3 separate regions of the Homo sapiens genome follow, and all the other regions are linked to region 2. Evidence: chromatin loops called from intact Hi-C (ENCODE). Cell type or tissue: OCI-LY7. All regions are shown on one strand.

Evidence for each region. A loop is a pair of places that touch in the nucleus more often than their neighbours do. Peaks named below come from ENCODE experiments on the same cell type or tissue, not always from the same donor. Only the 100,000 strongest peaks of a DNase experiment are listed, where the experiment ranks them.
Region 1: it touches region 2 in a loop (5-fold over the local background); 2 of 110 quality-filtered maps call a loop at or near these places.
Region 3: it touches region 2 in a loop (2.9-fold over the local background); 3 of 110 quality-filtered maps call a loop at or near these places.

Annotation. Positions count from the first base shown.
Region 1 is chr10:43,936,083-43,944,082 of GRCh38, forward strand. LINC00841 (long intergenic non-protein coding RNA 841) reads left to right here. Exons shown (of 5, transcript NR_136147.1): 3 at 7,110-7,199. Among named protein-coding and RNA genes, the nearest start is that of LINC02659, 28 kb to the left of the region's middle. In OCI-LY7, no CTCF peak of the experiment used is centred here; DNase peaks (open chromatin) are centred at 3,599, 4,029, 5,179 and 7,659; H3K4me3 peaks cover 4,718 bases; H3K27ac peaks cover 5,498 bases.
Region 2 is chr10:44,006,832-44,014,831 of GRCh38, forward strand. No RefSeq gene overlaps it. Among named protein-coding and RNA genes, the nearest start is that of LINC02659, 98 kb to the left of the region's middle. RefSeq lists enhancers at 1,536-1,855, 3,986-4,065. In OCI-LY7, no CTCF peak of the experiment used is centred here; DNase peaks (open chromatin) are centred at 4,350 and 7,480; H3K4me3 peaks cover 1,239 bases; H3K27ac peaks cover 1,428 bases.
Region 3 is chr10:43,919,339-43,927,338 of GRCh38, forward strand. All of the region lies in intron 2 of LINC00841 (long intergenic non-protein coding RNA 841), which reads left to right. Among named protein-coding and RNA genes, the nearest start is that of LINC02659, 11 kb to the left of the region's middle. In OCI-LY7, a CTCF peak has its summit at 3,523; DNase peaks (open chromatin) are centred at 3,543 and 4,173; H3K4me3 peaks cover 797 bases; H3K27ac peaks cover 1,440 bases.

The DNA.
Region 1 (8,000 bases), 71 kb before region 2:
CTTCCCATTATGATCAGAAACAGAACAAGGTGTCTGTCTTTACCTTTTCTAGTCAACAGATACTGGGTGTTCCTGTCAGGGCAATTAGGCAAGAAAGAGAAAAAAGTCACTGAGAGTGGAAAGGAAGAATTAAAGTTATTTTTACTCACAGATGGCATAATAGTCCATGAAGATGTGATGGATTCCACAAAACCTCGTAGAAGACATAACAGAGAATATACTTCAGTAAGGAGACTTTGAAATCAGAAGGTAGATTTCCCAATAAAAAGAAGTTCACAGGAAAAAAAGTAAACTTTTCGGCCATTTAAAAAATGCTAAGACTGACGATTTTTGTTTTTTGAAGATTTATTTTTATTTTTATTTTTGAGACAGAGTCTTGCTCTGTTGCCCAGTCTGGAATGCAGTGGCGCAATCTCGGCTCACTGCAACCTCTGCTTTTTGGGTTCAAACAATTCTCCTGCCTCAGCCTCCTGAGTAGCTGGGACTACAGTCATGCACCACCACACATGGCTACTTTTTGTGTGTGTGTGTGTGTGTGTGTTTTTAGTGGAGACAGAATTTCACCATGTTGACCAGGCTGGTCTTGAACTCCTGACCTCAGGTGATCCACCCACCTTGGTCTCCCAAAGTAGAACTAAACCATTAGGCAATATGATCAGTTGGCAGATGGGCGGAGATGTACTTAGGATAAAAAACATTCTGAAATTCTTGTTGTCTGGGAAGAAATTAAAATATTAACTTTACACTTTTTAAAGTCTAGTATGCACATTGAAATGTAATGGTAGCTAATAAAAATAACAGGAATAGAATGTGTAATTCTAAACCAACAGAGAGCAAGGGAGGAGGATGAATTAAACCTGCATAAATACAATGACAAGTAAAAAAGAAGAAATAAAGAAAGAAAAGGTACAATAAATTCAAGACGAAAGATAGAATGACAAAATAGGCCCAAATATATAAACATTTACAATAAAGTTAGTGATTGTTTCTAGAGAAAAACAACTTTTTCCAAATTAGATTTTAAAATCTAATTATATTACATTTACAAGATGACCTAAACCTAAAGCCTAGAATGAAAGAGAAGTATATTTACATCAAAATTATTAATAAATAAAGCAATACTCATATTAGGCACAATATATTTTTAAGCCTGAAAGCAAGGAATAAAAAGGATAATTACTCAAAAGAAAAAGAAAATATTGATTAGGAAGGCAAAATAGTAAAATAATGTGTATTATTTCTCCAAACCAAAAAACATAGCATCAAATAGGTAAAATGGAATCTGATCAAATTTGGCCAAATTCGCACAGGGATTGATAAACCTGTAATACGCTGGGAGATCCTCATGGACCTCTGTCATAATTGTTGAGCTAAATTAACTGAATAAGTTTAATCTAATAGCTATACAGAGAGAGTGCTGCATCAAACCAGGAAACAGTCACGATTTTCGACCACTTGGAAAATGTATAATGATAGAACTCTCTGCAAATACCAATGCATCATTATCATATAGACCATATTTTCTGACCACAATGGAATAAAATTAGATATCAATAGGTAGAAGGCAAAAAAGCCCTAAACAAACATCAAAACAACAACAAAACATAGCAAACTAAAAAGACTCCTTTAAAAATTTTATGGGTCCAAATAAGTTATTATGAATATTACCAAAGATTTAGAATTTTGTAGTAATATAAGTATTGCCTATCAAAAGCCATGGAGTAGAGCTAGAGCCATACTTAGGGGAATACCAGTAGCTTTAAGTGTATATATTGTTATTTAAAAAAGTTAACACAAGAAAAATGGAATAATCCCAAAATAAGAAAAAAATAAATAATTAAAAGAAAACGTTAATGAAGTTGTGTGTATTACACACACAATTACACACACACCACATATACATTTAAATCAAAAGCTAGGTTTTGAAAAGATAGGTTGTAGAATGGTACATTCTACCAACAAGCTTAATGAAGCAAGGAGAGAAAGCACAGATCACCAATATTAGAAGGAGAGAAGGAGGAGGAGTGTTGAGGTTGGAACAGGCTGGGGAAGGTCAGATTTTGATTAACTTGTACAGTGTGTCAAAGATTTGGGGCTTCATTTCAGAGCAGTGGGAAACCTCGAAAGTTTTTAAGTAGATAGTAAATATATGGATGGGGGAGGGGATGGTGGATTGGGAAGGAGTGAGTTGGACTAGGTAGGAGACACCAGTTACAGAGAGGACTGCAGAAGCCCAAGCAAAAAATGATGGCGGTATTCATAAGGGAAGAAGCAGACAAAATGAAGACCTAGGAGACTCAACAGAGATGTGGATTGTAGAGCAAATGGGATTCAGTGTTTGAGAGTGCATCAGTTAGGTCTAATCAGGAGACAGAAGCCACGCAATAATTTGGACTGAAAAATTTTAACATAAAGAATTCTTGCTGGGCGTGATGGCTCATGCCTGTAATCCCAGCACTTCGGGAGGCCAAGGCGGGTGGATCACCTGAGATCAGGAATTTGACACCTGCCTAGTCAGTATGGTGAAACCCCGACTCTACTAAAAACACAAAAAATTAGCCGGTATGGTGGCGTGCACTTGTAATGCCAGCTACTCAGGAGGCTGAAGCATGAGAATCCCCGAACCTGGAAGGCGGAGGTTGCAGTGAGCCGAGATGGTGCCGTTGCACTGCAGCCTGGGTGACAAAAGTGAAACTCCATCTCAAAAACAAAACAATTCTTAACTGTAATGTGGGAGTAACTATAAAGGACAAAAACTAACTTTAAAGAATACTCTGGGGATGAGGAAAAATACCCAAGGAGGATGGAAACTTGGAGGGCCCCTCACCAAGGCTGGGATTCTGACCCGGTCGGAGAGGGTGTGGCTACTGCCCATTACACGTCACAAAGGAGGTGGCCAGGCGTTGCTGGGCTGCCCAACACTATGAACTGCACAAAGATGGCGCTCCCCATAAGTGAGGCTGGGCAGAGCCCCGCTGTGCACCCCCATCTCCACCTCCGCATGTCATTTCTGAAGCCTCGCCACTCAGTAGTAGGAGGAATAGGCCAGTACCAGCAAGAGAGCCCCTTTCTGCTGCTGCATCCCTCCAGTGTCCTCTATTGACAGTTGAACCTGGTGGCAGTTGCAGATGAGAAATGCTTACAGCTCATTTTTTTGCTGAGCAAGAAATGAGAGATGAGTTTAGAGCTGAGAGGCATTCAACTGCTACCAGATGGGATGCAGGGAACCCATGACTCCCAGGAAATTGGCCAAGTCCCTGAGAGGACAGTTGGTGGCATTCTCGGAGACAGGACCCTTGAGGAAAAACTCTAGAGCAAAGCAGAGGAACGGTGTCAGCATTTTGAAAATGCTGAGCTGAATGACACTGAGAAATGCCCAGTGCAATGATAAACGGGCAGATAGTTTCTCAGGGGCCTGGGGCCTGGATGGGGGCTGGGCTGGAGTGAGAGAGAGGCAGGTCTCCAGCTGTGCTATGCACACCTCAGGTTGAAGATGCTACATAGGTAAAAGCGCTGATGGTTCAGCATGATTAACAAGGTATTGGGGACTACATTTAGACTGAGGCTGGTATTTTGCATTGCAATGGACAAAAATATCGCTGTCACAGCTGACTTGGGGCTCATTCATTGCACATGCAGTGAAGGCAGCTGTGTGGCGGTGGGGCCACAGGGCAGGTAGCATGGATGGAGAGAGGATTCTGAATAACTTTGACTCCGCAGGTTTTTCATAAGGAAGGGCTGAACAAAAGCAGCCAAGGGGGCCAGAGAAAGAGAAAGTAGAGAGTGTGAGATTAGAGGAGATGGGCAAGTTCTAGTGAAGATGCAATGGCCCATAGTGTCACAGAAGACAAAGACTGCAAAGAGGCCCTTAGCGTCAGTGACCCAGAGGCCTGTGCTGAGGCCTGCGCTGACTTGTGGCTGGTAAAGTTTCAGTGGAGGTGGAGGCAGAGATTACTGTGGGCCAAGGAATGGGGGCAGGAGAGGAAACAGCTGGTGACAATCTGTGGTCACATTTGCCTGTGAATGAGAGGAGAAAGGATGAGAGTAACTGTGGAGAGGTGTGAGGCTGAGGCAGGGTTTTACTTTTACTGGGAGAAGGAGCATATTGATGGTGATGAGATTGCGAAGGGTGGCAGATGGAGGTTACATACTGTCATGAGTGTGAGCGAGGGAGAGAAGACTGCAAGGGGCTTGCCCAGAGCCGGCAGTCAGGGATGGCTTAGCACGTTTGCTCACCAGCTGGGAGGCCTATAAATGTCATTTGGATGCCTTCCAGGGATTAGCCAGGGGACACAGATGGATTTAGTAAGGATGATAACAGATAGTTCTCTTTTTAAGCAAGGTCACATGGTAGTGCATGGTGTGTGTGTGGTGTGCATGTGTGTGTGTGCTGTGCACGTGTGTGTGTGTGTTAATAGCTACCAGAGCCCAGGTTTCAAACTGAAATCACTTGCAAAAGGGTGAATATGGCTGTGGGGGCTGGAATCAGAGAATGAAAGGCTAAACACTGGCCACGACCTTCAGTTCTGGCCTGTGAGCAATAAGAAGACATCATTAGCATAGTCTGACTTTCTCTTTTTTTATTTCTATCTGCGGTGATTTCTCAACATGTCTTCCAATGGGCCGCTGTGAATTTCAGCATCAGTCACCAGCTTCTACTTGCACATGAAATGCATAGTCCCCACTCCCAGCTTTTCAGAGTGCCACACATCTGGAAGCAGCCTCCTGATGCTCCCAGCTCCTTTTGGGTTGTGGATTTGTTTATTTTGCATTTATAGTTTTGCCAAGTTTTTGGCAAATTTTTTGTTGATTTACATTTAACTTTATCAGTCTGTTCAGGGTTTCCTTCCCTAGCTTGTTCTCAGATGTGGCCAAGCATCACTCTTCACCAGGAGGTGAGTGGTTCTCTCCTGGCTGTGGGAACGTGAGCAAGGTTGTGCTACCTCCCTTCACCCGAGGCTCACATCCTCTCCTGCAGTGTGGGATGTCTGGACAGTGGCTCTCCTCCCTCCAGAATCCCTCAGGGGGAGACAATAAAGGATGTGTGAAGATATTGTGCTTACAAAGCCATGCACACATCAGGTTGAAGATGTTGTATAGGTAAAAGTGCTGATCATTCAGCTAAATGCAGCAGGACTGCATTTAGACTGCAGCTGGTATTTTGCATTGCAATGGACAAAAATATTGTGGTCACAGCTGACTTGGGGCTCATTCATTGCATTGTATTTTGTATAAAAGTGTATGAGCCAGAGTGAAGCAGGATGCTGAGGTCCTGCCTTTCTGGGCATCTCTGGGAGGCAAACCACACTGTTGGGCTTCCAGGTGTCTGGGTAAGATTGTCCTGCAGCCTACCCCTCCATTCCAGGAAGCTTCCTAATGTTTGGTTTCCAGAAGAGACCAAAAGTCAACTGACTTTAGGAGCCCCAGCCCTGCTGCCTGCCCCACTGGAGCACTTAGCCAGATCTTGCATGTTTGTATTCCTCTGATAACATGTGGGAATCTGGCAGTACTAACTGGAGCGCACACTCCATTAATTAACTCAGCTCCTAGAAGGTGCCAGGGACTTTCCTAGGAGTTGGGGTGCAAAGATGGAGCAGATATGGCTCCTGCCCTTGAATGGCTCATGGTTCAGTGGGGAGATGGTCCACAAAGCATTGGAATAAGCAACCTGAGAGAGGCATGTGCACAGTGCCATGGACACACAGATGAAAGAGCAGTCGATTCTGAAACTGATGAGACAGAATGATGGCATGGGAAGGGAGCCAGGAAAGGCAGGCTGGGCCTGGAAGGATGACGAGAAGCTCATCATGTGGGGAAAAAATAGAGAAATGGCATTCCAGGTAAAGGTGAAAATGGGTAAAAATACAGACGTGGGACTAGGCACTGAGTGTGCAGAGAAGAGGTAGCATCCTATGAGATGGAGAAATGGAGGGATGGAGTGAGAGAGGCTGACAGAAATTAAAACCAAAGGGAGTGTTTGGTGCCCAGTTTGAAGAGAGCCTAATGGCCGAGTTCCCTCTTCAGCAGCGCAAGCTGTAGAAGGATTCTGAGCAGGGGAGTGACTGAGGGAAGGTGTGGATGCCAGAAAGTGAAACTGCGGGAAACAGAGTATGGCTGCAGGGCTCCTGGCTCACCTATTAGTGGGTGAGCTAACAGGGGCTGCAGGCACCATCACCATGGAGCTTCGTGAGGCCCTGCATTTCTGAAAGCTGCTCTGTTCTGCATCTTTCTGGGAGAACTCAGCATGCCTGGGAGAGCCCTGTGAGAGGCCCTGCAGTTCAGGGATGCTGCGTCTCCTGGCTGGAAGCTGAGACTTCCCCAGAGCAGTGCGTTTTAGCAGGGAGTGGCCTGGGCTAGACACGAGGGGCAGTGGGGACTCGAGTAGCCAGGGGTTCTGGCCATGCCCTCCTTAGCAACCCCAGGTGAGCGTGTGATTTAAGGAGAAGCATCTTCAGCTCATGGAAAGAATAAGGCTATCGCCTGTAAGACAGGAGCCAATTTCAAAGCTGCTTCCAAGTGCTGATTTCATCAGCTTCTCATAGAAGAGTGTTTGCTACAGACTCTTGTAACGAACTCAAATCAGCAGCAGCAGGGCAATCTCTTTTGGTGTGCACAAATTTTTCATAATTAAAGCAAGGCAAGGTCATGACCCTTTCCTGCCAAATGTTTCTTTTTGGATCCCTTCAGGCAGAAAGATCCTACTGTCTTCTATTTATGGTACTTCTGAACAAACTCAAAATGAAACTAAAAACTGATGGCCCTAAAGGGGACCCCGAGATACCAGGTGGCCCCACATCACAGAGGGTAGATTCTGAGTAGGGTCGGTTAGTGGCAGTTATGCGGGAAGCTCTACATGTTTGAAAATCAGTGTTCTGTGGAAAGGCTCTGTGACAACCATGTGCTAACAAGAGTATCAGTCAGCCCAAGTGCCACCCAACAGAGGGTGGCATCACCCCATGTCCTCCCATGGCCCAGTGCTACCGTGGTAGGGGAATGGGGATAAGTAACTGTTCTGTCATGAGACAGGTGATAACACGGACCTAGCTCCATTCTTAGTGAAGGAAAATTACCTTTCTATTTTTCCCATCAATATACACCACAACAAACAGAAGACACTAAAGTAAAAGAACCATCAACACAAGTGACATGTCATAGCAGGAGCTGACACAGCCTCACCAGCCCATGCTCGGCCAGACTAGGTATGCTGCTGAGTCTGGGTTGGGAGGCGGGTGTGGGGGTAGCCTTGTGGGGAAGCGTGGGTGGGGGGCATGAGGGTGGCTGGGTGGGGAAGCATGGGTTGGTGGAGTGGGGTGGCCATGGGGGTGGCTGAGTGGGGAGGTGGGGGTAGCCAGATGGAAAAGCATGGGTGGGGGACGTGGGGGTGGCTGGGTGGGGAAGTGTGGGTGGGGAAGTGAGGTGGTAGCCGAGCGGGGAAGAGGGGTGGAGGGTGTGGGAGTGGCCGGGTGGGGAAGCTCGGGGGAAGGTGTGGGGGAGTGGGGGGTGGGGAAGGTGGCAGGACCCGGGGAGGGAGCGAGCCCCCCCTGAGCTGAGCTGCCGCTCCCGACTCTGTGGAGCATGACAAGCTTTACTTGTGCGGAAGTGCTTTGAGTAAATTAAGTCCCAGTTAATCAAGAAGGTTCTGCTTGAATTATGGTGCCTTTGGAGGCACTTTCTTTAGGAAAGGACGCTGATTCTCTTTTTTCACCAGTCAGCATGATTTGGGCCCCGAGGTTCCCGGCAAGGGTGACAGCTTGTCCCCACTCCTGTCTGACAGGGAGCATCGGCCGCTTGTTCCATCCTGTGCTTGTCTGCCTGCCTCTCTGTCATGAGACGCATTCGAAGAGTCCTGGGCCCAAAAGCAACTCACAGTCCAGGAAGACGTCCAGGCCTTGGGTGACGCTCAGTCTCAGTAAATGGCCCTGGCTGGCAGGTGGTGGTGGGAGGGACCCAGGTTGGTCCCTGTGGCTGCCTTTGTGCTCCCTAAATCCCCTTGTCTAGGG
Region 2 (8,000 bases):
TTCTCCCAGCTTCCCAACACATTCATTTTGAAAAAAGTAAGTGTTTTGGCTTCTGTGTCACAAGCGCTGTGGAGGAATTCTTTCCCAACTGTGCACATTCTGTGGGTTGGGGAAAACCAGCACCCACTTAAGGCACCTCCCTGCTTACACAATCCCCCAGCAGTGACTCTATGTGCAAATGTCACACCTGACTTGGCTCTCCTTCTTCCTCACAGTGCTGGGGCCCACATTTAGGGTTAAACACTGAGATAATCATTTCCTGGTTGTATTCCTGGGAACTGCCCCCAGAGAAACCCCAGTCAGGACTTGCCAGGGGGACCTGCTCTTCTTGCCCTGACTATGACAAACCCAGATTTGCGACTGGGGGTCCTCGCCCCATCTGCCTCACTTGTTTTCACTCTACTTTCTTCTTTGGGTTTGGGAAATTTGTCAAGAAGACCTCTTTCATCTTCCTCTAGAAAAGAGGTCTGAGAATCTGCCCTCCCTTCCTAGAACTTACCACTGTCCCTAACCCACAACTGGTGCTGACTAAACTCAAGTTGGTTGGATGGATGAAGAGACCATTGCAGGCAGCCCTGGAGAACCTCCCTCTTTCAAGTTCCTTCCCAGGAAAGAGTGTCTCTTGGGGCCACGGTTTTGTCCCTCTTCGCTAGCTTTGCCTTCATGGAAAGAATAGTACAAACATTTACAAAGAGCTCCAGACTGAGAAGGTAATTCCCACTTATTCCCAGCTGGTGTGATGTGAGGAGTGTTACCCCACCAGACCAAGGCGCCCAAATCCACATGCATGCCTAATAGCCAGTGGGACACCTGTGCTTTCTTTCCAAATCCCTCAATGAACTGTCTTGAGAAAGACTCACTCACCCACTGCCTAGATCAACCCATACCACCACCAGCCCTGTCTCTCACACTCTACATTTTCCCTGCCGTGTGGTTTCTGGGCTCAACTTCTTGTTTTTTAATTTCCAGGACCAGAAGCTTTCCTATGGTATTAGCATTATAGGTCTCCATGAAGTAGCTGAGTGGGTCGAGAAGTAGAGTTTATGCAAATAATTGGGGAGTAATCAATACTGTAGCTGGGGTAAATAAAACAATTAGAAAGCCATCAACAGGGAAGAACTAATTCTTCTTGGGGGAAGAGAAGAGCAGGGAACACCATCAGCAAAGAGGTGATGTGGGAGCATTTCAAAGGTGGAAGGAAGCAGAAAGAGAAGATGACGGCACATTCTAAAATGAAGGGAGGAGGGGTTGCAAAGGAATCAAAGCATCCCTGACCTCTCCTTCAATCAAAAAACTGTAAACAGAATATGTTTATTTATATGCGTTAGTATTTTTTCTCTTTGCAGGGGTAATTTTATACCTTTATGGAAAATCATTTAAAAGCCTTTTATCTATTAGAATTAAAAAGTATATAAGAAAAACATAAAAGCAGTAAGGGCAATGTTATTTCAGACAACTCAGAATAATTTAAATCGCCATCTGGAAAGCCCATCAGCGACAGAGCCTTCTGTGGCCTCTTTTCTCTCTCTCTCTCTCTCTCTCTCTCTCGGGCTCACAGGTCAGCCCAGAGCATCTGAACATGACCCACGTGGCCCAAGACTCGTGGTGACTTCTCACGGTGGCATGGCTCTGACTTGGAATTCCCCTGTAGAGGTCCTCCTGGGTGACATCATGTGCATTCCATGCTGTGAGGTGTTTCGAGCCTGTGAGTGTGAACTTTCTTTATGGACAGGAAGCAAAGGAAGGAAAGTGAATTTAGGAAAACAATGGTCATCTTAAAAAAGAGGTCAGATTTTAAACAAAAGTTTACCAGCCTGTTTCATATTTCTACTTATTTGGAAACAAGGCTGTTGAACTGTCCTGACAGGCTCTCTCAGACAGAGCTGGGCCCTACAATGGCGTTTTATGCAGGGCTTTGTGGGGAAATTTGGTGAAACAAGCCCCTGGGAGTTCTGTACCCACCCACGCCACAGGGAAGCCAGGGCAAGCTCTCTGCTTTTAAAGGGCTGGTGTAATAGAGCTCAGGGCTGGTGGGTTAACGGCATTACCCTTATTAACCACCTCATTTAATTCTCACCCTGGTGGGTTGTATCTCCCATCTGAGAAAACAGGCTCAGAAAGTTGTTTCTTGCCTACACTGTCAGCACTAGTGAGCGCACAGAACCGTACCTAGGTTCATTTGATGCCAAATGTTCACCCCAACAGAGGGAGGATAAAGAAGGAAGAGAATGGAGGTTAGAATGAGAACCAGTGAGTGTGCGGCCTGCAGTCAAAGTCTGTAATTGTCTCTCCTGTGGCTTGGCCAGGACAGTCCCGCTCATTAGCTTGTTTGGCCAACAGTGGTTTCTAATGAGGGGACTTGGGAAGATAGAGAGAAAAATAGCAGTCACGTGGTAAAAGTGTTAAGGTTTGTAGATGCAATGAATCAACACAGGGAGAAAATAGTCAAGTTGGGAGAAGAGAAATCACTTCCCCAACATTCAAGCTTAACTGATTTGCTTTGGGTTCAGCCTTCCACTCTTGAGTCCAAATACTACATCATGTCTGAATGTTCCTGTCTTGAAATGGTAACCTAATAATCTTCCCAGTCCTCAGGGAGATGGAGCATTGTTTGTTCCCTTCACCTTCTGCCCTTAGAAAGCACAGTCTTTTGGAAATTATCTTTGGCTCCTTGGATTTAAGCACTGAAGGCACTGCAGCCTTGTCGTGGTTCAGAAAGAACGCACGCTCTCCACGGGCCTGTTCGGCCCCCACTCCAGGAAGATGCCACTTGGCCTCAAAATATTAATGTTGGTGGGTTAAACTGGACCCTTAACCTCCTTTCCAAGTCATAACGGGTATGCAAACAGAGGGGTGGTCCTATGTGAGCTGGAAATAATGTTCTTGGCTGCCGCTTCCTTCTCTTTCTATTTTAGTCCTCAGGGACATGGCTTTTTTGCTTCTTTGAGATTTGGGAGTCTTGAGGTTTTATTGCAAAAAAAAAAAAAAAAGAATTCTGTGTGGTTTTAGAAGGCAAGTCACTTTTGAGTAATTTAAACCCTCATTTATCTAAACACGGAGGCTGAGGACCTCTTAGCGAACTGGGTCCCATGTTATAAAACTTTTGGCAAAGATTTGTCATCTATCCTGTGCTCTGCCCACACTCTTACCTAGCAAGTCCCGTCGTCATCTTTCCAAGCCAGTTTGGTCCTGCTGGTTTCTCTTCTTAGGTGTGCATTTTGTGCATGTATGTGCAGATGCCTGTGCACATGAGCGTGTGCTATACAGGAGGTCATGTTACAGAGAGCAGAGGCTGCGGCTGTTTACCAAGCCCTGCAGCCAGTGAGGTTCAGGGATAATTAAGAGAAATCTCCCTTGGCAGAAATGTGCCTGCTTGGGTCTGCTTCTCATTTTGGACAATTGGAAAAGGCAATCACTCAAGTTTTATTGATGCCAAAGAGTTTTTCACAGTCATCAATATGGGTTACAAAAATGAAGTTGTTGACATCTTATTTCTGGGGTTTTTTCTTTCAGATAATTGTAAGCCCTCAAGCATCATATATTCTGAAATAAGGCAGTTCCACCCCAGAACATAGCATTTTCAATGCACTACATGCAATTGATCTTACGGACATTCTGCCAAATTCCTGACCAATCATATCCATCTGTATCTATCAAGCGCATTCAGAGTTCTCTCGCTGCTGTAAGACAGAGGAAGAGTAAAATCTAAGAGTAAAGTCAGAGTAAAATCTGACCTTGATTTTACTCCAAGAGGTGTGAGATAAGATTTAAATTCTACATGACTGCTTTTAGCTATTTCTTAACATGATGTATATTTTGGGTATTAATTCCTAGGGTGTTGTAGAGTTTAGCTTGCTCCCTTAAGCTCCCTGTTAGTTAGGTCTTCTGGACTGCTTTGTTTTTACTCTTGGACCAACCTGGGCTGAGGCTCTACTTGGGAGCTCAGTTCAGCAGCTGTGAGCCCTGATTATCAGCTCTCTAGGTCCTAGGAACTCATTCGAATATCTGCTAGGTTTCCCAGCTTCCACGGGCTGGAAGAGGACATCTTTCCTCCCCATTTGCAGAGAGACAGCAGCCCAGGACTGAGCTCTTGGCAGCAGCCCTCTGTCCCTGTCATAGAAGGCCAGGCTCTGTGCCCAGATGATCATGATGGGGCATAAGGCTGGCTTAGCCAGTCAGGGGCTGCCCTCTGTGAGCTCAGAGGAGACTTGGGCAGGCCTTGGTGCCTGCCCCTCATGGCATGAGGAGCCATGCTGATCTCATGAAGGAGGAGCCATTTCCCCCAGGTCAGCTCCCTGAGGGCTCAGACCTGAAACCAGGTGCACAGGAAGCTGAGTCACTAGGGGCCAACACAGTTGCTCTCAGCCCTGGGGAACGCAGGGGAGCTCATTACAGCTGGCAGAAGTCCTCACCATAAAAGCAGAGGTATTTACTAGCCCAGGAAGGAAATGGAGTGACCCATATGTAGTATTACCATGGAGGAACTCTATGAAAGTCACAGTTTTAGCCATCTTTTGTTTAAGATTAAAGAGCTAAGTAGAATAATGGAATAAGTTGAAGGTATTTGTCAGGCCACCGGGATGATGTCATTTGCTTTCTGTCATTTCTAAAACTGGAGCCAATTTCAGAAACTGAAGCCACCCCTTGCCAAATTATCCTCCTCTATTCTAGAGGGTAAATACTATTCTAGACTGCTCTTACCAATCTCCACTGAAATCCATGTACACATCTATAGTTCCTTTTTGTGGAAAAGAAGTCAAAGTTTAAATAAGTTTCCCAATGCCACAAAAGAGTTAAACAATCTGGACATTTTTCTCAGACCACCTCCTCTATCATCCATCTAAAAATGTGCTTCTCCCTCCAGATATGTGCAATGCTGCAATCAGTTGCCATGGAGACCACACTCTGGCCCTGTACCCTCAACAGCATGGTTAAATAAGTGGTAATGTCAGACCTCTCAAAGCATCTTGGCGGCCCCAATCCAGGTCCCAGAGCTCCAGCCAGCACAGGCCTGGCCAGCGTGGGCACCGGGCTGGGAGCTTGTGGGAGCCTGGGTGGTCTGGTGCATCCCTGGCCAATGTTTAAATGCTGACTTCACGTGTGGGGTTGCCCTGGTGGGTTGCGGTAGAGACACTCCTCCCATGAACTGCTGATAAGAATGAACATTGTAAAAGAAACAATTTGTAACTGGCTATGGCAAACTCTTCTTTGCCATGGGTCTGGATTCATGAAATACAACATGACCCCAACAGAGCTTTAATGTGTTCAGGAGCTGGTTGTTCTTTACCTTCCTCTTGCCCCTCTAATGAGTGATTACCTGCATGCCCATACCCGCTGATGCCCAATGTACACACAGCTAGAAGTATAAATGAGTGCGTTGACCACCGAAGGTCAAAAAATATATATATATTTTTACATGATATTGCTATAAATGACAGGACTGTGGGTCTGAGCCTGCTGGAAAGCAGCTGACTTTAGGTATTCTGTCAGTGGCCTGTTGGGAAAGCCCTGCCCAGCTGGGTAGCTCCATATGGCACCATATTGACCAGTTGCAGTGTCTTTCTTCTGGATTTTGAAAATGAGACACACACAGGGATGTCAACATTGGGCCAGGGTGAGCCAGATGACTCACAGAGAGGGTCTGTGAGAAGACGCCTTTGGATAGCAGGGCGTGTGTGGGCTCAGGGGCATTTGATTGGCAGCAATCAAACGGGGATGCAGAGATGAGAAAAGTCAGATCTCCATGTGGGGTACAGGGCAGAGTGCAGAGCACACTTGCCCAGGATGGGGTGAAAGATGCCTCCTTGCAGTTGGCCTGAATTTTAGATATTTTTCATTGGTGGATGCTTTTCCCTCTCATCTTGACTTCTCTCTTAGGATGAAACCCAAAGCTGTCCTCACTTTTCCTGCCAGACAGATTTCCTTAAGTGAGCCATGTGTTGGTAATGAAATCCTGAACCCACGCGGGGTTAGACAGAACCAGCAGTGCTTGATGATCTATCAGATGTGGGTGAAGACAGAACAGAGCAAGGTATGACATGGTGCCCAGCCTCTGCTTGGCCACAGCCATGGAGGACCGGGCGAGAGAGTGCAGAGAGCGAGGTGGTGCTAATGTGCCCTGAAAAACAGTTTCTGACCTGCGTGATGATAAAATGAATCTGAAGTGCCTTTCAAAATTGTTTATTCTTCCTCCCTTTGCTGCTGTTTCTCCTCCCCTTTCCTCCTCTGCTTCTCCTCTGCAGGGCAGCACATCCATTGAATGTCTTATCAGCTTCCCTGGTGTTTTCAGGGCAAACAGGCCCCCTGATCCATCTCTTGAAGGAAAATCTTTGTTATGACATTTCTAGCTCAGAGCAAGGCATGCTCGATATAATTAATTGGCAATTCCTTGGGATGGAAAAGTTCTGCCAAAAATGTTCTGAGTTCAGGGTGAGCATGTAAATCCTTTCTGAGCTCTGATCTGCAAGCTTGGGGGCAGGAGATCACAGAAATTAATGATTGGCATCTTTTCTGCAGTCAATTTCCCTCTAAAGGTCAGCAGTGGCAAAGCACACCTGGGAAGCAGAGCTTTGTAGAACCTGATAAGAATAAGCACCCCGTGCAGTGTCACTACATGCCACGCTGTCTGTTCTAGCTCATATGTGTGCTAATCCATTTGCTTTTCACAGCCATGTGAAGAGGTACTTTTAATATCCCATTTCCTGGATGAAGAAACTGAGGCACAGTGAGGATAAATAGCTTGCATAAAGACATAGGATGGGAAAGGGCTGGGCTGAGCCTGTGGTTCCGGTCCAGGCTCTCGGGCCACCACACCCCATCCTGCCTTTCTGTATCTCTGCATCTTCCATTGCTCTTCATCTGATGAGCCCTAGGCTTGATTACACCTAGATTTCTCTCCATACTGCAGCCAATTTGAAATTATTTTCTTTAAGTTTTTAGGGGGAAAATACTTTCCTATAGAATTAACCAATAAGGAAATCCTGTTCAGAGAGGACCCTTGCATGGGTTTGCAGCATCAAGGGATTGCTGTCTGTTAGGGTGAAGATGTGGCTAAACTTAAAGCCTGTCTCCTGGAACTAATACTCATCTAGAGGGGTGGGCCCCTCCAGTGCTACTGTGCCCCCTGCAATGGTACAGGCTCAGCAGTTGACACAGGGCTGCTATAGGTGCATGAGCCCATCTGATCTGCACAGGAGTGCAGTGTGCAGGACCCAGGGTGGAGAATTTGGGATTGCACCTTCATCTTCACACTTCCTTTTCCCCTCCCCTTCTCCTTTCCCTCCCTCCCTCCCTTCCTTCCTTCCCATTTTTTCTTCCTCTTTTTATCATGGCACATACATGCTCTGACTACATGCCCCATACAACTCACTGAGCTGACATGTGCTCAAAGACACCAGTCTGCTAAGTGTAGATTGAGGGCAAATCCTTTCTGAAGCCCTCAGGTCCTGAGCTGGAAGCTACCACTTGGCTGATGTAACTCCAGGTGTCTTCTTTGCTCATTACGAGTTGCACAGGCACCTATGGCCTTTTTACAGGGCCTGCAATTGGCTCCAGCTCCTTCCCTGAGGTTTTACACCTTCAGGGACAGTTGAGCTCTTGCTGGCTCATCTTGCTGCCTGAGTACCCAAAATTTGGTGCCTTGAACTGATTTCTGATCCATCAGCTTCGACCTTTAGCCCAGGTGCCGAAATTTTGTTTTCAAAACAGAGCAACCTATAACTCCATCCTGTTTGGATTTTTTTAAACTGTTACTTCTTATTCTTACATAGCTCATTTTTCCCCCTTCAAGAAATCCTTATTCTTCTAAATTATTCTAAACTCTACCAAATTTTCACCCCATACCCTAGAGTCGTAACCCTCCCTCCTCATAGGCACTCACTAAGGACTAGGGACATAGTGGTTCAGCTTTTCCAGGAAGCCGAGGGTTCCTGGCTGTGCCAGGAACCTGTCCTGAGTCTTTTGCCTCTGAATCACCTCTGCTGTGATGCTCCATCCAGGAA
Region 3 (8,000 bases), 87 kb before region 2:
AACAGTGTTTTCCAACTTGGTTCCATTCTCCCTGTCACTTTCAGGTACACCAGTCAAATGTAGATTTGATCTTTTCACATAGTCCCGTATTTCTTGGAGGCTTTGTTCATTTCTTTTTACTCTTTTTTCTCTAATCTTGTTTTCTTGCTTCATTTCATGAATTTGATCTTCAGTCACTGATACACTTTCTTTCACTTGATCGAATCAGCTACTGAAGCTTGTGTATGTGTCACATAGTTCTCGTGCCATGGTTTTCAGCTTCATCAGGTCATTTAAGGTCTTCTCTACACTGTTTATTCTAGGTAGCCATTTGTCTAATCTTTTTTCAAGGTTTTTAGCTTCCTTGCAATGGGTTCGAACATCATCCTTTAGGTCAGAAAAGTTTGTTATTACCAAATTTCTGAAGCCTACTTCTGTCAACTTGTCAAAGTCATTCTCCATCCTGCTTTGTTCCATTGCTGGCAAGGAGCTGCAATCCTTTGGAGGAGAAGGGGCACTCTGGTTTTTAGAATTTTCAGCTTTTATGCTCTGGTTTCTCCCCATCTTTGTGGTTTTATCTACCTTTGGTCTTTGATGATGGTGACCTACAGATGGGGTTTTGGTCTGGATGTCGTTTTTGTTGATGTTGATACTACTCCTTTCTGTTTGTTAGTTTTCCTTCTAACAGGTCCCTCAGCTGCAGGTCTGTTGGAGTTTGCTGGACGTCCACTCCAGACCCTGTTTGCCTGGGTATCACCAGTGGAGGCTGCAGAACAGCAAACATTGCAGAACAGCAAAAATTGCTGCCTGATCCTTCCTCTGGGAGCTTTGTCTCAGAGGGGCACCTGGCTGTATGAGGTGTCAGTCAGCCCCTACTGGGAGGTATCTCCAAGTTAGGCTACATGGGGGTCAGGGACTCACTTGAGGAGGCAGTCTGTCCATTCTCAGAGCTCAAACACTGCTGGGAGAACCACTGCTCTCTTTAGAGCTCTCAGGGACATTTAAGTCTGCAGAATTTTCTGCTGCCTTTTGTTCAGCTATGCCCTGCCCCCAGAGGTGGAGTGTACAGAGGCAGGCAGGCCTCCTTGCGCTGCTGTGGGCTCCACCCAGTTTTAGCTTCCTGGCTGCTTTGTTTACCTACTCAAGCCTCAGCAATGGTGGGCGCCCCTCCCCTAGCCAGGCTTGCTGCCTGGAAGTTCGATCTTGGACTAGCAGTGAGCAAGACTCCGTGGGTGTGGGACCCACTGAGCCAGACGTGGGATATAATCTCCTGGTGTGCCGTTTGCTAAGACCATTGGAGAAGCATAACGTTTAGGTGGCAGTATGCCCATTTTCCCGGTACAGTCTGTCAGGGCTTCCCTTGGCTAGGAAACGGAAATCCCCCGACCTCTTGCGCTTCCCAGGTGAAGCAATGCCCTGCCCTGCTTTGGCTCACCCTTCGTGGGCTGCACCCACTTTCTGACCAGTCCCAGTGAGATGAACCAGGTACATCAGTTGGAAATGCAGAAATCACCCATCTTCTGTGTCAGTCATGCTGGGAGCTGCAGACCGGAGCTGTTTTTATTTGGCCATCTTGGAACAGACCCGCTATTTTTTTTTTTTTTTTTTTTGAGACGGAGTCTCGCTGTGTCACCAGGCTGGGGTGCAGTGGTGCAATCTCGGCTCACTACAACCTCTGCCTCCTGGGTCCAAGCGATTCTCTTGCCTCAGCCTGGTGAGTAGCTGGGATTACAGGTGCACGCCACTGCACCTGGTTAATTTTTGTATTTTTAGTAGAGACAGGGTTTCACCATGTTGGTCAGGTTGGTCTTGAACTCCTGACTTCATGATCCACCTGCCTCAGCCTCCCAAAGTGCTGGGATTACAGGCATGATCTTTCTATTTTTATACAAATCTTTTTATCCCTCCCACCCATCTTCAGGGGAACACATAGCCCCAGGTACATTTGGTAAGGCAGTCGGCATGTAACTACTCAATGCTGCTGGTGCAATGTGCAAATTGGCACAGGCAACACACAAACGAATACGCATGTCCCAGCAAAACTTAATTTACACAACAGGCAGTAAGCACATGGGACCTTCAGGCCAGAGTTTGCCAACCCCTGTTCCACAGAGTCAGACATCTCAGTTCAAGCCCTGTCTCCATCACTAACCAGTTCTGTGGGTGTGTGTCAATGGGAGCCTTGGTTTCTGTATCTGTAAAATGGGCATTACAACCCCCTAGTCACCTCGGAAGGAGCTCACTTCCTAATACTAGCACATTGGCAGCACCTGCATTCTGGAGGGGACACATTCAAACTGTAGCCGTTTCTGCAGCTGGGGTTGGTCTGGAGACGGGGGTGGAGAACTGAGCCTGAGTCCCACAGGTGTGTGCACCAGGGAAGGGCCTAGAATGTGGAACAGGATGTTACCCAGGGAGCTGTCTGCCCTTCATATCCCAGAGAGATGGCAGACTCCCCTCACAGCAGTAGTGAGTTAAAAGGCGAACAGAGATCATGTAGATTCGGAAAACACTGGTGAGCAGTTGCATCTCCCCTCCCTCATCATGTTTGCGTCTTCCTCAAACCAGGGATGGACTTCCAGTAGATTAATTGGTGGTCTTGACTCTGAATCTTCTACGGCCTGTGGTTCTGAAGTCAGGTCCACACCTGGTTGCCTCAGCCATGGCCTGGAGTTCTGGACGTTGTCAGAACAAAGGGCATGAGTGTGTCCCCTCTGCCGTAAGGAGCCCAGCCTGGAGACACAAGGCTTCAGTGACTTTGCCCAGGAGGCAAAGGGCAAGGGCAGGGGTGCCCTGGCAAAGGGTGTCTGTGTCAGTGGCTGCCAAAGCCCTGAGGTAGTCCAGGGGCCAGGGAGAGGGTTCCCCTAGTCGGGGTTCTCTGGGGTGCTCACAAATCACCTCACGTGACCCCAGAGAGAAGCAGCATCGGCAGACGGTGGGACTCGTCAAGCGGGATCTTGGTGGCCCTCACCCTTCCTCCCTTCCTCCCCAAACACGGAGGAGTGAAGACCTAGCAAGCAGGGGAGGGGAGGGAGTAGAAGAGTCCATGGGGCACTCGCAGACAGGCCTCAGCCAGGGACGTTCACAGTGGTGGCTGTGAGAGTTGATGGCTACTTCATGCCGGAAGGGGGCTGTGTTTGTGGGAGAAGGGATCAGAGAACTTCCTCATGACCTGAGAGGGCCTGACAGGCACCGAGACTTCCTCCAGGGACCATCAGGAAGTGGCAGGCGGGGAGAATGGCTGGGAGGTGACCCTGGACCTTTGTGAGGTCACTGATCTGAGTGGACCCTCCCCACCCAGCTGGCCATGGTAAGGAGGCAGGGGCCACAAAGACCTGAGGCAGGGGCTCAGGGTTTAGATAGAGGCTGGGGCAGGGTGGGGACTATGACAGCATGAGAGGGGGCTCTGGGCTGAACTGGGTCCCCTGCACCCCACAATTCCTACATGGAAGCCCTAGCCCCCAGCATCTCAGAATGTAGCTGTATTTGGAGATAGGGCCTTAGATTAGATAATTAAGTTAAAAGGAGGCCACTAGGGTGGGCCCTAATCCAATATACAGTGTCCACATAAGAAGAGGAGATGAGGACCGAGATGCACACTGGGGTGAGACCATGTGAAGACGCAGGGAGAATGCAGACATCTATAAGCCCAGGAGAGAGGCTCAGGAGAAACCAGCCCTGCCACACCTCCATCTCAGACTTCTGGCCTCCAGCCTGAGGAAACTGCCATTTCTGCAGTTTAAGCCTCCCAGTCTGTGACACTCATCATGGCAACCTGAGCACATGAATTCAGGAGGGCTGGAAAATCACTTCCCTCACACCCTTCCCCAGCCCTACTGAACTGCTGCTTCCTCCTCCCCTGTCCACCCGGATGGGGACTCAGTTGCCAGTACCTGTACCTCTTTGTTGAACCCTCCTTCCCCATCTCATTTCACCAACTACTATGAATTCCTGGCGATCCTGCATCTTAAATATCACTGAGAATAGAATGACCCCATAATTTACTATCAAATAGGGACACTTTAGAAGTGAAAGTAATTGTGAATTATGTAAGACAACAAGCAGACAGCAGGCCCGACCTAGCAATGGTGGGGCAAAAGTGGCCCTCTCTTCTTTCTTACCTCCGTGGCTTATTTCAGGTCCTCATCCTTCACCCCCTGAATGACTGACAGGCCTTTCACTTCTCTCTCTGCCTTTGCACTCAGCAACATCCTCCAGTAGATAATTGCTAAAATGCAAATCAAATCATGTTACTGCTTAGCCAATAAAATAACCACCACAAAATCAAGAAGTGGAAGACACACTAAAACTTAATGTGAGAGATTCTCTGTTGCCTTTCAGCATGAGGAGAGCCAAGTCCTTTACCAATGCACCCAGTTCCTCCCCAGCCCCTCCCTTCCAACCCTAACCTCCCGTCCTAAGGGACTGAGCTCAATTTCTCCATGATTCAAGGCTGCATCTTGTTTCTCTGAACATCAGTGATATTTGCTTAGGATACTGTCTCATTCCTTACCTGCCACCTTATACTCAAGATTCAGGTCAGTCATCCACTGGGGAATATGTGTGAAAGATTACTAGCCAGAAGGTTATTTGCTGGTGCAAGCAGACAACAGAGGCCTGTTAGTGGAATGAGGACTGTGACCATGAAGATAAGTCAGGTCCAAGTGCTACATGAGCAAGGAGGAGAGGCCTCACCCAAACTGGAGGGTCAGAAGACCTTCTAGAAGGCTGGTTTGGGAGATCTGTTCCCTTGAAGGAGAAAGGAAGAATCAGGTTCACCAGATGGGGAAAATATTCCAACCAATGGGGCAGGATGTTCCCAGAGAGGGGAGTGGGCTGGACCTTTACGAGAACCTAAAGGAGGTTTGATGTGGATACATCACAACATTCCTAGTCCCCAAGGAGTCCCCTGCATCCCCCTCCCAGGCGCTAATCCCCCATGGGGAACCATTGACTCCTGGCAGCATCCATCTGGCTTGTGAACTTTTGGACTTGCATAAATGAAATTGCATAGTCTTTAGTCTTTTTACTTGTCCCCTGTCTCCATTAGACACTGAACTTCTTGAGGGCAGAGATTGCGTCTTTTGTCTCCTTGTCCTCAGTAGAAGTTCAATAAATGATGTTGGCGAATGAATGAATGAATGCATGGTCACGACTTCACAGGGGCCTGGAAGCCTGGGGATGGCCACGACTTCACAGGGGCTGCTCTGTTCCCACACACACATTGAGGTGACCAGGTGAGGAGTGCATTGACCGTGGGTCTTTGAAGGGACCCTTGACTCAGGGAAAACCTCGGGACTGTGTCCAGATGACTTTTGTTTTGGTTTGAGTGCACAGTAAGTTAGTCATGTGATGTTCACGATGGGCTCAGCCTTCCCATGTGTGAAATGGAATATGAATTTGTCTGTGTCAGATCAGGGAGGGTACACTGTAGCTCTCCAGAAAAGACAAATTTTAAACAGCAAGTACAAAGACTTTTTACAGATCCTGCAAAGTGATTCTTGACCAGGTCCTGTGTGTCATGGACTGTGGTGAGGCATTCTTCTGCTCAGAGAGCAGAGCAGGTGAAACACAGCCTATGGCCATTTTCATTGGTACAAATAAACGAAGAAGCCTTTTTCCACCCAGAGGAGGATTTTTGTCTGTATCCTTTTGGTTTGGTCCTTAGGGAGAAATACTGTAGCCACCATGAATCCCTCCTGCTGCTCCCGCTGAAGCTCCTCCAGCCTCCAGCTCTGTTGCTTTCATGGTCCTTGGTACTTGGGGTTTGCTTTTCAGGTGTACTCACCTTAGGAATTAAATTACGAGTGATCTGAGGCTGGTCCATGTCAGATTCTTCATTTCCAAATGTCAATCTGTCCCGCTTCTCTCCCATTGGGCTTTCTCTCTGTTGAGTACTCAGGGAATACTGGAATAAAATGTTTCCATGGGGAGAATAATTGGGATCAGAAGGGCCCAGAACAGAGAATGGAGCCCGAGCCCTGGTGGGCAGAGGGCTGTGGAACCATAACAGGATTTGGGGACATCACACTTTAGCTCTCTTTGTAACTGTCCCTCAAGCTGGATCTGCTGATGGGCAGCTTTTGGGAATGCATGTCTGCTGTCACTGAGATGGTGGTCTCTGCATACTAAGGCAGGCTGTGAGGGGAGATGAGCTTTGACAAAGGTAGTCTTAGCCAGCTTGGGCTGCAGTGACCACAGACTGGGCGGCTTAAACAACAGACACTTCTCTGGAGGCTAGAAGTCCAGGATCAAGGCACTGGCAGATCTGGTGTCTGGTGGGGGCTCTCTTTCTGGTTTGCAGATGGCTGTCTTCTAGCTGTGACCTCATGTGGTGGGGAAAGACAGACAGAGAGAGAGAGAGAGAGAGAGAGAGAGAGAGAGAGAGAAATAGAGACAGAGATCCACTCTCATGATCTCCTTACCTCCCAAAGGCCCCACTGCCCAGCACCATCACACTGGGGGTTAAGATTTTGACATAAGACTTTGGTGTGTTTAAGGGGGCACAAGAGTTCAGTGCATGATGAGGCTTTCAGCACCCAGGCTGGCTTCACATTGATACAGCGGGTCCTTCTGCTGCTCCGAGGATTCAGCACTGGCAAGCACGGTTTTCACAGATGAAAAACAGAATATGGACCTATGCTTTCCACCCCTGCAGCTGAGGCACGCCGTGGGCTTGCTGGTTTTCCTCTTTATCTTCTTCTTCATCCTAGGTGGCCATTTGCCTCAGGGAGGGCTTCTGATCATACCAAGGCCCCGAGAAACTGTACTTTCACCTATACCAGAAAATTGGAGGGGGCGTGGGTACTGGATACTGACTCCAGTTGTTCCAGATGCTTTCTTTGCAATTTGTATAATGATATTGGGTTCTGGCCAAACCGAACCAACTTTATTGTCAATGACCAGAATGAATCTGTCATGGGAATGCTGTCCTGGCTTAGGCCAGAGCACTAGGGAATACTTCCCATTCCAAATCAAACTCCTTCTGCCGACTCTTTTGCTGCCTTTCTGAAAGGAGCAGAAACCTGACCTTCTCAAACAGATATTGATGGACCTGACCATCAGAAATTTCAGTGCTGAGTCCATGAAAAACATATGTCTATATATATTTGCTGTTGTTTGTGCCATTCTTAGGGTAGTCAAAGACAACCAAAAAATAAAAGGCGTGCATTTGACCTCTGATGCACAGAACAAACAGACAGCATGGGTGGCCCTGCACTCCCTTCTCTTCTTACCCCCACCAGAATGTGTGTGTGTAGCGGGGAGGCAGTAGCGTCAGCTGCTGCGGAGAGGGCACGGGACCTGCTAGGGGGAATGAACTCTTCCCTCCACCAGGGCACCAAGACCACAGGGGTATTTTGGACCAGATGAAGCCTGAAAATAATCTAATTTTGTAACAGATGAGGTATCCACTATGTTCTGCCTGTCTGCAGTGTTACAATGCAATTTCTCAAGCCATAAACTGGAGAAAGATCAAAAGAGCCTCTTGTGGACACCCTTTGGGGAGGTCCCTCATGGCCAAGTGACTGAAATGGGAGGTTGGAGTAGACCATGGCCAGGACTGAAGAAAGAAGGCAGGAGGCACGGACCTTTATGACACCTTCCCTGTCCCTGCCCTGTGGAGGTGTGCTGTGGTGCTGTCTAGAGGAATGGCTCTCCTGCACTGAAGACGGGGCCAGACCCCTTGCTCCATGTTTCTGATCCGTGTTCTGGCCCCCTGCAAGCTCCTGAATGTCCACCCAGCACTCTACCACCAGTGAGAACCTGCGTGCTCATCAGACAGATGCCGCTCCGTCTGCAGGACACTTCCTGTGTCTCAGTCCATTGCATGTCCCGTGGGACTCACTGCAGGGGCATCTCCCAGGTCTTTCACCTGCCCAGCCCCTGCCCCTGAGTCTTCCCTTGGCTCTGCCATGCCCCTGTATCAGACCACCCTCCTCCTGAGCTGGGTTTCTCTCCCACTGGGCTGGGAGCAGCTCAGGTGAGGCTGTGTCCTCCCAGGCTGTCTCCCCAGCAGCACA